2 separate regions of the Homo sapiens genome follow, and region 2 is linked to region 1. The links are chromatin contacts, found by Hi-C in ENCODE. All regions are on one chromosome and are shown on one strand. Each heading gives the region's core, a stretch centred on a gene start or an enhancer-like site at or near the end of the contact. The rest is flanking DNA. Distances are from core to core; before and after follow the strand shown.

The links. Hi-C counts contacts between places; a loop is a spot of excess contacts on that map.
Region 2: a map with no recorded cell type shows a loop between it and region 1 (2.6-fold over the local background). The contact joins the enhancer-like site here to the promoter of ASB2 in region 1. A Hi-C loop is called at or near these places in 2 of 37 single-sample maps with no recorded cell type.

The regions. Positions count from the first base shown.
Region 1 is chr14:93,974,342-93,979,735 of GRCh38, forward strand. ASB2 (ankyrin repeat and SOCS box containing 2) reads right to left here and starts at 2,229. Exons shown (of 10, transcript NM_001202429.2): 1 at 2,093-2,229. LOC107984663 (a long non-coding RNA gene) reads right to left here. Exons shown (of 4, transcript XR_001750861.2): 4 at 3,084-5,394. RefSeq lists an enhancer at 710-1,281.
Region 2 is chr14:93,315,014-93,320,407 of GRCh38, forward strand. All of the region lies in intron 1 of BTBD7 (BTB domain containing 7), which reads right to left. Among named protein-coding and RNA genes, the nearest start is that of BTBD7, 15 kb to the right of the region's middle. Within about 2 kb of position 3,003, at least 4 of the 41 ENCODE cell types and tissues checked have a DNase peak (open chromatin) inside an H3K27ac peak, as active enhancers do.

The sequences.
Region 1 (5,394 bases), core at 979-3,478:
GGGCGTTAATTATTCCAAACAATGGTGCTAAGGAAAGAGAACCACAGACACAAGCCACTCCTGTGACAGCTGGCTCCTGTGGGCAGCCTGATCCTCTGCAGCGCAGAAATGGAAGGACACTGGGCAGGCCCAGAGATATTTTTGTGCCTCCTTTGGGAAGGCTCTTTGGATCTAGCCTGTCCACAATATACGGGCACCTTATGATGCCTTGAGTGTGCCAGAGACATTTCCCCTGGGTGCACGATGGTCCTGTTTACCACTGCCACAGTACCTTGAGAGGCCACAGGACGCTGTGGCTTTGAATGTGGACCTTGCAGACCAAAAGGTCAGATTCCTGACTCCAACACTTGCAGCCGTCCAGCCTTAAGCAAGACTTTTAAGCTCTCATAACCTGTTTCCAGACCTGAAAATGGGAGTAACGATCACCTGTAACTCATGGTAGCCTTGACCGAAGTCAGTGAGAGAAATCTGCACACAAGCTTGGGCCAGTGCTCAACAAAGGCTTGCTGGTATGGCCTGTGTTGTTGTTCACTGTGAGGTCACCGTGCGTGGGTTAGACAGTGTCCCCCACCCCCGCCACCACAAGGCACTCATGACCCGGCCTGTTTGTGCAAGAACAGATGATGCAAACCAGCATGGCACCCAGCGGAGCTGCTGCCAGCTTCTTGGGGACGCTGTGCAGCACATGGGCCTGCCACCAGCTGTCAGGACCCGTCCAACTGTTTTGGAAGTGCCTCGAGCATCTGCCACTGTCTGCCTCATGGTGCTTCTGCCCAGGCAGAGGTCAGGGCTGTGGCGGGGGTGCTGGCCCCAGCTGGCTCTGCCTGCGTCCCTCTGAGCCCCCTCAAGCCCTCGCCTCACGAAACAAGCTTATCTTCAGAAGAGCATTCCTGTCCTGTGCAGGGGCTCAGCTTCTGCCCTGCTTCAGGCCTTCCTCATTTACCTGCCCTCCCTAGGAGTCACCAGCCTCCTTGCCTCCTCATTCCAGTGCATACCCCTGGCTTCCCGAAGAGCCACCGAAGCCAAATCTCACATCCTCCAAGGGGAATGGGCCACTGAAATGAAAATGATTCTCCACCTAGAGGCACCAGAAACCAAGTCATGTTTCTGGGCCTCCACCTCTGGGGCCTGAGATGTGAACACACGGGTGGGAGTGTAGGTGCCTGGCTGTGTCCCTTCATATCCCAGATGCTCAATGCATGTGGCTATGTGCATGCCGTCCTCTGCTCAAAAACTCTCAGAAAGTGTTCCAACTTCTTGCTTGGCCTGGAAGGATGTGCCTCTCCCTCTGGCCTCCCCTTCTAGCCTCACCCCCATTTTTCACATGCAGAACCCTTTGCCAGAGCCACATTTCACTTTCCATCATCACCCCAGGTCCCTTGACTTCCCTGCCTTTGCCCAAGCTGCTCCTCCACCTGGAGGTCTCTGTTTCCACCCTGAGGCATCCCACCCATCCTTTCAAAGGCCATGGCCTCCTTAAATGTGTCATGCATATGCGTGTGCACACACATGCATGGTATTCTTGCATCCCTGCATTCCACAGCTTTGTTGGATCTCACATAAATAACATTCCTCCATTTCCTCTCCTAATCCCCAAACAGTTGAAAGCAGAGCACATGGCACCTTGGCTGCTATGGTCTCCCACAATACCGTGCATGCCTAGGCACTCTGCAACAGCTACATTAAATTAACTCCCACTCATGAAAACCTCTATCTGTGCGCCTGGCCTGAAAGCATTTCTGAAAGTCACTTGTCTGACACAGATACCGCCCAAGACCTACAGACCCAACAATAGCATCATTGATAAGTCCTTTTGCATTTCCATTTTTAGAAGTGCACAGCAGAGTGATATTCTGAGCCAGAGTCCTCCAGAAGAATGGGTAAGTACATGCAAATTGCTGAGTCTCTGTTCATTGCATCCAAAACGAAAGTCACCAGCGTGCTGTATAACTCAAGAAAATACGAGAGAGAGGGAAAAGCAACATCACAGTTTGACTACAAGCGGTTTCCAGTAAGTACTGCAGCCGAAAATCCCCACCAGCCAAAGAATCTTTTGCAAGATCTGTATAAGAAAGTTGAAAGCATGCATTACCTGTTAGGCTCTGAAACAAGGGTACAATTCAGGGGTAATACAAAGGATTTTCTTGAAAGTGTCTTAATTCAGAACATGCTCCCCGAGTTTTCCTTCTGCCCTGGCCCCAAGCTTCTGGCTGCTCTGCCAGGCAGTTCTGAAACGCTGTCCTTTGAAGCAGGGAGTTTATTTTGGGGCCACCGCATGACCAACGTTGACAAGCCAAACTATAAGATGTTATACATCTCAGATTTCCTGTTTGGAGGTTGCACTGAGGAAGCTGCAATCCTGCCTTCCGTTCCTCCGGGTGCATCGAATACAGACTCTCACTTCAGAGAGGATCCCGGAGCTTTGGCCCTCACGTGATGTCATCATTTGTGATCCTTGACATGGAGGCCATATATGGGTATGTTTCTGGAACTACCCAGGGGAGAGCCAGACAGGAGAGAGATGCAGTGGGTCAGAGACAGAGGCAGGGAACGAGGACGAGGAGACGCATAGTTGGGAGACAAAGAGTGAGGAGCAAGGGAGGAGGAAGAAAGGGGAAGAGGAGAAGTAAAGGCAACAAAGGAGGGAAGGCAAGACAGCAGGAAGGAAGAGGATGGAGTGAAAGAGAAGGGAAGAAGGGGAGAGAGGAGATGAAGGAGTTGACGTAAAAGGGCTTTGGAGAAATCAAGGTTTGGTGCTGAGCTTGTGGCAGCATTTGGGGATAGCAGGTGTCTGGCTGCTGGATACTGTGGGGTGGGGCTGGGGATACAAAGGGCCAGGGTACAAATGAGCCAACAAACAAACACAGAGGCATGCGGGCAAGCCCTGGGCAGAGATATACAACAGAAGAGAGCCCTTCCTCCTGGTCTAGGGAAGAACGTCCCATTTCTGGAATAGGTCAAATGTCAAAGACAACACATACACAGCCACATGCACTGAGCATCCGGGATGTGACAGGACATGGCCAGGCACCTACTCTCCCACCCGTGTGTTCACATCTCATGCCTCAGAGTTAGGGGTCCAGAAACATGACTTGGTCTGTTCCTCTAAGGGGAGAATCATTTTTGTTTCAGTGGCCCATTCCCCTTGGAGGATGTGGATTTATGATGGCCACAGCATGATTTCTCACTGATTCAAACTCAGGAAACCTCAGGATGCCTTTACACGCACTTCGAATATTCCACAAGGAAATACATCTCAGTATACAAGGTGCCACGGGGTTGAGTCAAGGTTCTGGAGGTCTGACTGGTGCTAAAGATGGGAAGGACACCAGTGGTCCCCAGGCAGTCCCCCAGCTTCCCTGGTACCTGCCAAATTGCTCATCACCCCAGCTGGGTCAGTCTTCCCAGGCCACTGTGGCTGGGTGGCCCTCAAAGTTAGCTCAAGTTCAGCCCCTTCCAGACCCATGTGCTATGGAGGGAGTGTAGGAGAAGGGCAGAGAAGGGGCTGTCAGATTCTTTTTACTTTTTGGAGACTCTGCTACCCAGTAGGATGTTCCCCGAGAGACGTCTCTGTGGGACGGCTCCCCGAGGCCGGGCTGCTTTCCTGGGCTCCTTGCTGGAGGCAAAACACAGGTTCCTCTACTTCCTGCCCACCACCTGCCCCTTCCCAATCTGACCTGGAAGGTGGGCTGTGGCCAGGCCAGGCCCCTCCTAGGTTGCCCTCTGCCTCATGGGCATGCACACATGCACACACACACACACACATACACACCCCAAACTCCATCCAAGATGTGTCTATTCCTTCCCTCCCCTTGAATATGGGGTGGCCTAGTGATGGACTTAACAATAGAATGCAGTGGAAATGATGTCCTGAGACTTCCAAGGCTAGGTCATGAGATGCTTTGTAGCTGCCATGTTGTGAGGAAGTCCAAGCAAGCAACACCCAGGGCCCCCAGAGCATCTAGCACCAGGCAGAGGGGTGAAGACACCCTCTCGGAGGTGGATCCTTCACCTGCAGCTGCCACAGCTAATGCCACGTGGAGCAGAGACAAACCACCCACAACTTCCTGACCCATAAACCACAAGCTATGATAAAAGGATTGTTTCGTGCCACTGGGGATTGAGGTAGTTTGATATGTAGTAATAATCAACCCAGACACTCACCAAATATTCACTGCGGTCTCAGCTGCATGCTCCTCAGCTCTCGTGTGCTACCCGTGAACTTTTTTCTGACTTTCCACTTGTCTTTGTTTCCATTTAAAAGAAGAAAAACAGATTCAAACTAAATTTTTTTTTACCTCACTCTTTACAAAAGAATGTAGTCCCAAGTCATTTCCCAGTTCTTGGGTTTATCAGACCAGAAGCTCCTTTTGGCTGAGATTCTGTCTTACAGGGGAATTGTGGTCCCTCTAACTGGAGGGACTCTTGGCTATCCTGGTGTTCAGAGCCCTCATTTACTAGTTCAGGCCCCAAGAGGTTCTGTGCCTTCTCTGAGATCACCTGGCAATTTGGGGGCAGAATAATTCACACATTGAAAGCCATGCCAGTGGGAACCATGCCCCATGGGATCAGACGCTGATGTCCTAAAGCACAGACACTCTCCTGACAAAGGCAGGGACAGCGTTCAAGCATCTGACTCGAGCCTGTGGAGGGCAGGCAGTGTGACCCAGAGGAAAGAGAACTGTGCTGGGATCTGGCCCTAGCTGCTCATTAGAATCATATTACACTTACCTATGCCTGCCCCACCCCAGAGATTCTGATTTAAATAATCTGTGTCGAGGCCCAAACAGGACTGATTTTTAAAAACTTTTTATTAAAGTTCAGTATACCCACAAAAAAGTGCAACTTTCACATATGTACAGCCCAGTACATTTTCACAGACTGGACACACCCAACATCTGAATATTACAAGCACCTCAAGAGCTCCCACCACCCACCACCTCCTGCCAGGGGTGACCACTCTCCTGACTGCTAGCAGGACAGGTTCCTTTGAACTTCATGTGAATGAAATCATTGCGTCTCGTTTCATTTAACAACACATTGCGAGACCTGCCCATATTGTTTCATGGAGTTGTAGATTGTTATTTTAATTGCTGTGTAGTATTCCATGCTATGAATATATCACAATTTATTCATTCTACTGTTGATGGACATCTGGGTGGTTCCCAGTTTTGGGCGATGATGAAGAGTGTAGCTATGAACATTCTAGTACATGTCTTTTGGTAAATATTCATACTCCTTTCTCTTGGGTATACACCTAGGATGGGGATCACTGGGTCAGAGTTTAGGTCTTCTTTCAACTTGAGTGAAACTGTCACATGGCTTTCCAAAGTTGTGTCAGTTTGCACTCCCATCAACCAGGCATAAGAGTTCCAGTCACTCTATATCCTTACC
Region 2 (5,394 bases), core at 1,753-4,252, 660 kb before region 1:
TTTTGTCACAAATGTTTAAATTTTTCATATAGACAACTCTGTCTTTTCCTTTGTAACTTCTGGGTTTCCTCCTTCTTACTGCAAACATTTTTACATCAGAAAACTAATTTATATATAAATATTTAAGCAGTTAGGACAATATTTGAGAAAGTGCTTTCAATTTGTGTTGTAATCTCCAAATTAGAGTATGTGGGTAAATATTCTTCTATTAAGGAGGAAGTTAACATTAAATTAAGAGTTTATAACACAGTTATTATTGTTTCAAGTCATTTGGTATACTAACATTTAACATTTTATTAAGTCCTAAGTATTAAGCTAACTCAATTACCTGCTGTTGCTAGGAAGCGAGATGGATAAATTTTCCAAATAACTGGAGGATGCTTTTGTTAGCCATTGAGGTGTACAATGTTAGGCTTGACTTTTTACTGAATTTCTTGAGAACGTTGTGCTTAACTGACACTATATTACTTGTAGATACATCTGTGCAGCCATCAGTGGTTCTGACATGTAGAACATTTTCATCACCCCCTAAAAGAAGTTCCATTAGCAGTCACTCACCTCAATTCCCCAATCCTAGGCAACTACTAATCTAATTTCTACCTCTATTATTTTGGACATTTTATATAAATGGGATCATATAATAATGTGGGCTTTTGTGACTGGCTTCTTTCACTTTAGCATGATGTTTTCAAGGTCCATCCACATTGTAGCATTTATCAGTACTACTTTATTCCTCTTTATTTGCTGTATAATATTTCATTGTATGGATATACCACATTGTATTTGATTTATTCATTCATCCATCCATCCATTGATGGACATTTGGGTTGTTTCCACTTTTTGGTTATTATGAATAATGCTGTTACAAACATTTGTACAAGTTGTGTAGACATGTACTTCCACTTCTCTTAAGTATATGCCTAGGAGCAAAATGTATCTTTTTTTTTTTTTTTTTGAGATGGAGTTTTGCTCTTGTTGCCCAGGATGGAGTACAATGGTGTGATCTCGGCTCACTGCAACCTCTGCCTCCCGGGTTCAAGCAATTCTCCTGCCTCAGCCTCCCGAGTAGCTGGGATTACAGGCATCTGCCACCATGCCCAGCTAATTTTTTTGTATTTTTAGTAGAGATAGGGTTTCACCATGTTGGCCAGGCTGGTCTCGAACTCATGACTTCAGGTGATCTACCCACCTTGGCCTCCCCAAAGTGCTAGGATTACAGGTGCAAGCCACCATGCCCAGTCTTTTTTTTTTTAATTTTTTTTAAAAAATAGAGACAGTCTCACTCTGTCACTCAGGCTGAAGTGTGGTGGCACAATCATAGCTCACTGTAGCTTCAAACTCCTGGGCTCAAGTGATCCTCCCGAATAACTGGGACTACAGTATGCACCACTGTGCCCAGCTAATTTATTTTTATTTTTTCTGTTGAGGTCTTGGTGTGTTATAAAGGTTGGTCTTGAACTCTTGGCCTCAAGTGATCCTCCCACTTTGGCCTCTCAGAGTTTAAGGATTACAGGTGTGAGCCACCATACTGGGCATAACATGTATTTTTAATTATTGTTCCCTTTTTCCACTCCCCACTATAAGGTAAACTATATAAGGTCAGGGTTTTTCTTTTATTCACTGTTGTATCTCCAGTGCCTAGAACTGTGTCTGGCAAATATAGTAGGTGCTTAACAAATTTTGCTGAATCTATGAATGAAATAGTAAAAACGTTTGCTTGCTCTGACACAGTAATTGAGCAGAGATGGAGGGACAGTTCATATTCAAGATGGTAAAGTGATCATAATATTGCTGTGGCAAACTGAGAAAATGCCCATGTAACATAGACAATTGTAATTTGATCCTTAGTACTAGATTAAATCTGGGCAGAGTAAGCAAAGTGGGTCAGGGAAAAAAAACGTGAGATGAGGCAGGACATGTAGGCAGTCACCAAGTCATGCACATTCCTGTGAAAAGGCTAAGAGTCCTGTAGTTAAGAAATCTGTTTAACTTTGTTTAATTCATCCTTTCCAAACTTAATCACAGAAACCTTCATAAGAAAGAGTGCAGTGGTACGATCTCAGCTCATTGCAACCTTTGCCTCTTGGGTTCAAGCGATTACCCTGCCTCAGCCTCCCGAGCGGCTAAGATTACAGCCATGTGCCACCACACCCAACTAATTTTTTATTTTTAGTAGAGATGGGGCTTCACTATGTTGGCCAGGCTGGTCTCGAACTCCTGACCTTAAGTGATCTGCCTGCCTCAGCCTCCCAAAGTGCTGGGATTATAGGCGTGAGCCACTGCGCCCGGCCGGAATATACTTTCAATCATATCATAGTAGTCAACCTTTGCACTGAGCTAATGTTGATACTTTTTTTTTTTTTTAAGAGAAACAGGGTTTGGTATGTCGCCCAGGCTGGAGTGCAGTGGTTAATCCTAAGTGCAATTATTGTGCACTACAGCACTCAGCCTCCCAAGTAGCTGAGACTACAGAGGCACACACTACCACACCCAGCTAATCTTGATACATTAGGAAAGAAAACAACGGTGGAGAAAAAAAGAACATAACATAAAGTGATAATTGATTTTTTACTTATTTAAATTTTGAATTCAGAAACAGCAAAAGGTACTATGCCAAAAAGACAACATAGCAGGCCTAAGACTGCTATCTTTAGAAAGGCCTGCATGCAAAGATGGCCCTTGGCAGGTCTCTGGGAAATTGGATTTTGGGAGTGTTCCCATAATTCCCTGACTATTTAATAAGGGTGATTTACTATGCCTAAACTGTTTGTGCAAACAATATGGTTTATGCTGAATATCTGCTTTCCTTCTGGGAGCTTGGAATTTGGTACAAGCTAGACAGAGGGTGCCTATGTGATTATACCCCAATAAACACCCTGGGCAGTGAGTCTCTTATAAGCTTCCCTGGAAGACAACATTTCACAAGGATTGTAACAAGTCAATGCATCCTACGCGGCTTCACTGGGATAAGACTCTTGAAGCTTGTGCCTGGTTTCCTCTGGACGTTGCCCCATGGGCATTTTCGCTTTGTATTTTTTTTGCTGTAGTAACTCTTAGCTGAGTCATACTATATGTTGAGTTCTGTGCTTCCTCCTCACCAAACCTGGGGGTGATCTTGCGGATTCAAAATACAGGCACAAAACGGGATATGATAAAATGTCTTTCTCTACTGTCCTCCCAAAATGACATTATATTGTTTTGGGATAAATATTCAGCTGGTAATCAAGAATAAAGCTATTTTTAAAAATCTGCAAGGAAATTACCATAAAGATCAGAATAGCAGTAACCTTTAAAAGGAGGAAGAAAGTGGTTATGATTGGGAAGAGGCATGAGGGGGGCTTTTGGAATACTTACAGTGCTCTATTTCATGGCCAGAGTGATGTCAGCTTTAAAATAATGTTTTTTTAAGTTAGATTTATTTAATGTACTTTGTATGTGTATTACTTCACAATAAAATGTTTTGTTGGAGCTACTACAAATTTGAAAGTTTCAGCTGAACCCTTGAAATTAAATCCATTTCCTAAAGAAAAGGATCTAGAAGAATGAATGAAAAGCTAAGTGTTGAGTCATAGGAAATGCTGATGATTTGGGGGCTGGAAAAGAAAGAGAACTGAGTAAAGGAGAGTATAAAAACACAAATCAGACTGGGTAGTGACCAGGATAGCCTGCATGTAAGAAGTGGCACTTGAATGAGGTTTACATCAAACTGAGAAATCATCCCTTTCCTATATGCTACCAGAAAGTTTGGGATACACTTCAATTTCCATACTCACTCTGTAAGAGCAATGAATTAAAATTTCCATGTCCTCAAACAGACTAAGTTCTTGGAGTACTGGGACTGTGTCTTATTTCAGTAACTATATAGTCCAAAGACCTTAAAGAGTGCCTGGCTCATAACGAACCCTTAATAAATGAGGTGCAAGCTAGATGCGGGGGCTCACGCCTGTAAACCCAGCACTTCAGGAGGCCGAGGTGGGCAGATTGCTTCAGCCCAGGAGTTTGAGATCAGCCTGGGCAACAGGCTGTTACAAAAAAACAGAAAAATTCGCCAAGTGTGATAGTGTGTGCCTGCAGTCTCAGCTACTCCGGAGGCTGAGATGAGGGATCACTTGAGTCCAGGCATTTGAGGTTACAGTGAGCAGTGAGCCATGACTGCACCACTGCACTACAGCCTGGACAACAGAATGAGACACTGTCTCTAACAATAACAACAACCAAAACCAAAAAACAACAGACAAAATCTGCTCTGGTCCTTGCAGGATGTTAAACTATGGAGAAATATAGGCAAGGAGATTTCAATACAGAGACCAGCTTAACAATTAATAGATATCACAACAGCCAAGATGTGGAAACAACCTAAATATCCATTGACAGATGAATGAATAAAGAAAATGTAGTAAATACATAAATGGAATACTATTTGGCCTCAGAGAAGAAGGAAATATGGTGACAACATGGATGAACCTTGAAGACATTATGCTAAGTAAAATAAGCCAGTCACAGAAAGACAAATACTACATAATTCCACTTATATGAGGTCTTTATCTAGGCCTGGTCATTACCCAGAATGATAAGTGAGTATCTAAAATAATCAAATTCATAGAATCGAAGAGTGAAAGGGGAGTTGTCAGGGGCTGGGGGGAAATGCAGACTTATTAATCAACGGGCATACAGTTTCAGTTAAGCAAAATGAGTAAGCTCTAGAGATCTACTGTACAACACTGTACCTATAGTCAACAATAATGTATTGTATACTTAAAAATTTGTTGAAAGGGTAGATCTCATATTGTGTTCTTACCAAAAAAAATAAAAATGAATAGGACAACACATATGAGAGACAACATTAAGCACTAGGAAATGAGGCAAGAAAGGAAGACTTGAGAGTTGAATAACAGAGAACAAGAAAGAAAGGGGCAAAGATGATGCCATTGTCCAACTAGGTAGAACTGATAAAGAAAATAAAAATGGAACGGCCAGAGAGATAGAGGAAAACTAGAAAAATGTGGTCTCAATAGAATTCAAAAGAGGAAACTGAACTGCAAGTGAAAACTTGGAGAGAACAGATGTTTTACAATTCTTTTTTAGAAGTATGGCTGCAAAAAGGTTCAGAGAAATGAGGCAGTAGCAGAGAGGCAGGAAGTCTGAAAAGGTAAGTGTGAGAGGGAGGGGAAGATATTAAAACAAATGAGTAAGTGGACAGAATGATGTAGGAAAGCTGCAATTTTCAACTGGGGTGATTGTTCTCCCCTTCCACCCTCCCTAACCCCCACACTTGACAATGTCTGGAGACATTTCAAATTGCCACAACTGGACAGGGGAAAGGGGAAGGATACTATTTGCCTCTAACAGGTAGAAGCCAAGGATGCTGCTAAACATTTCACAAGGCACAGGACA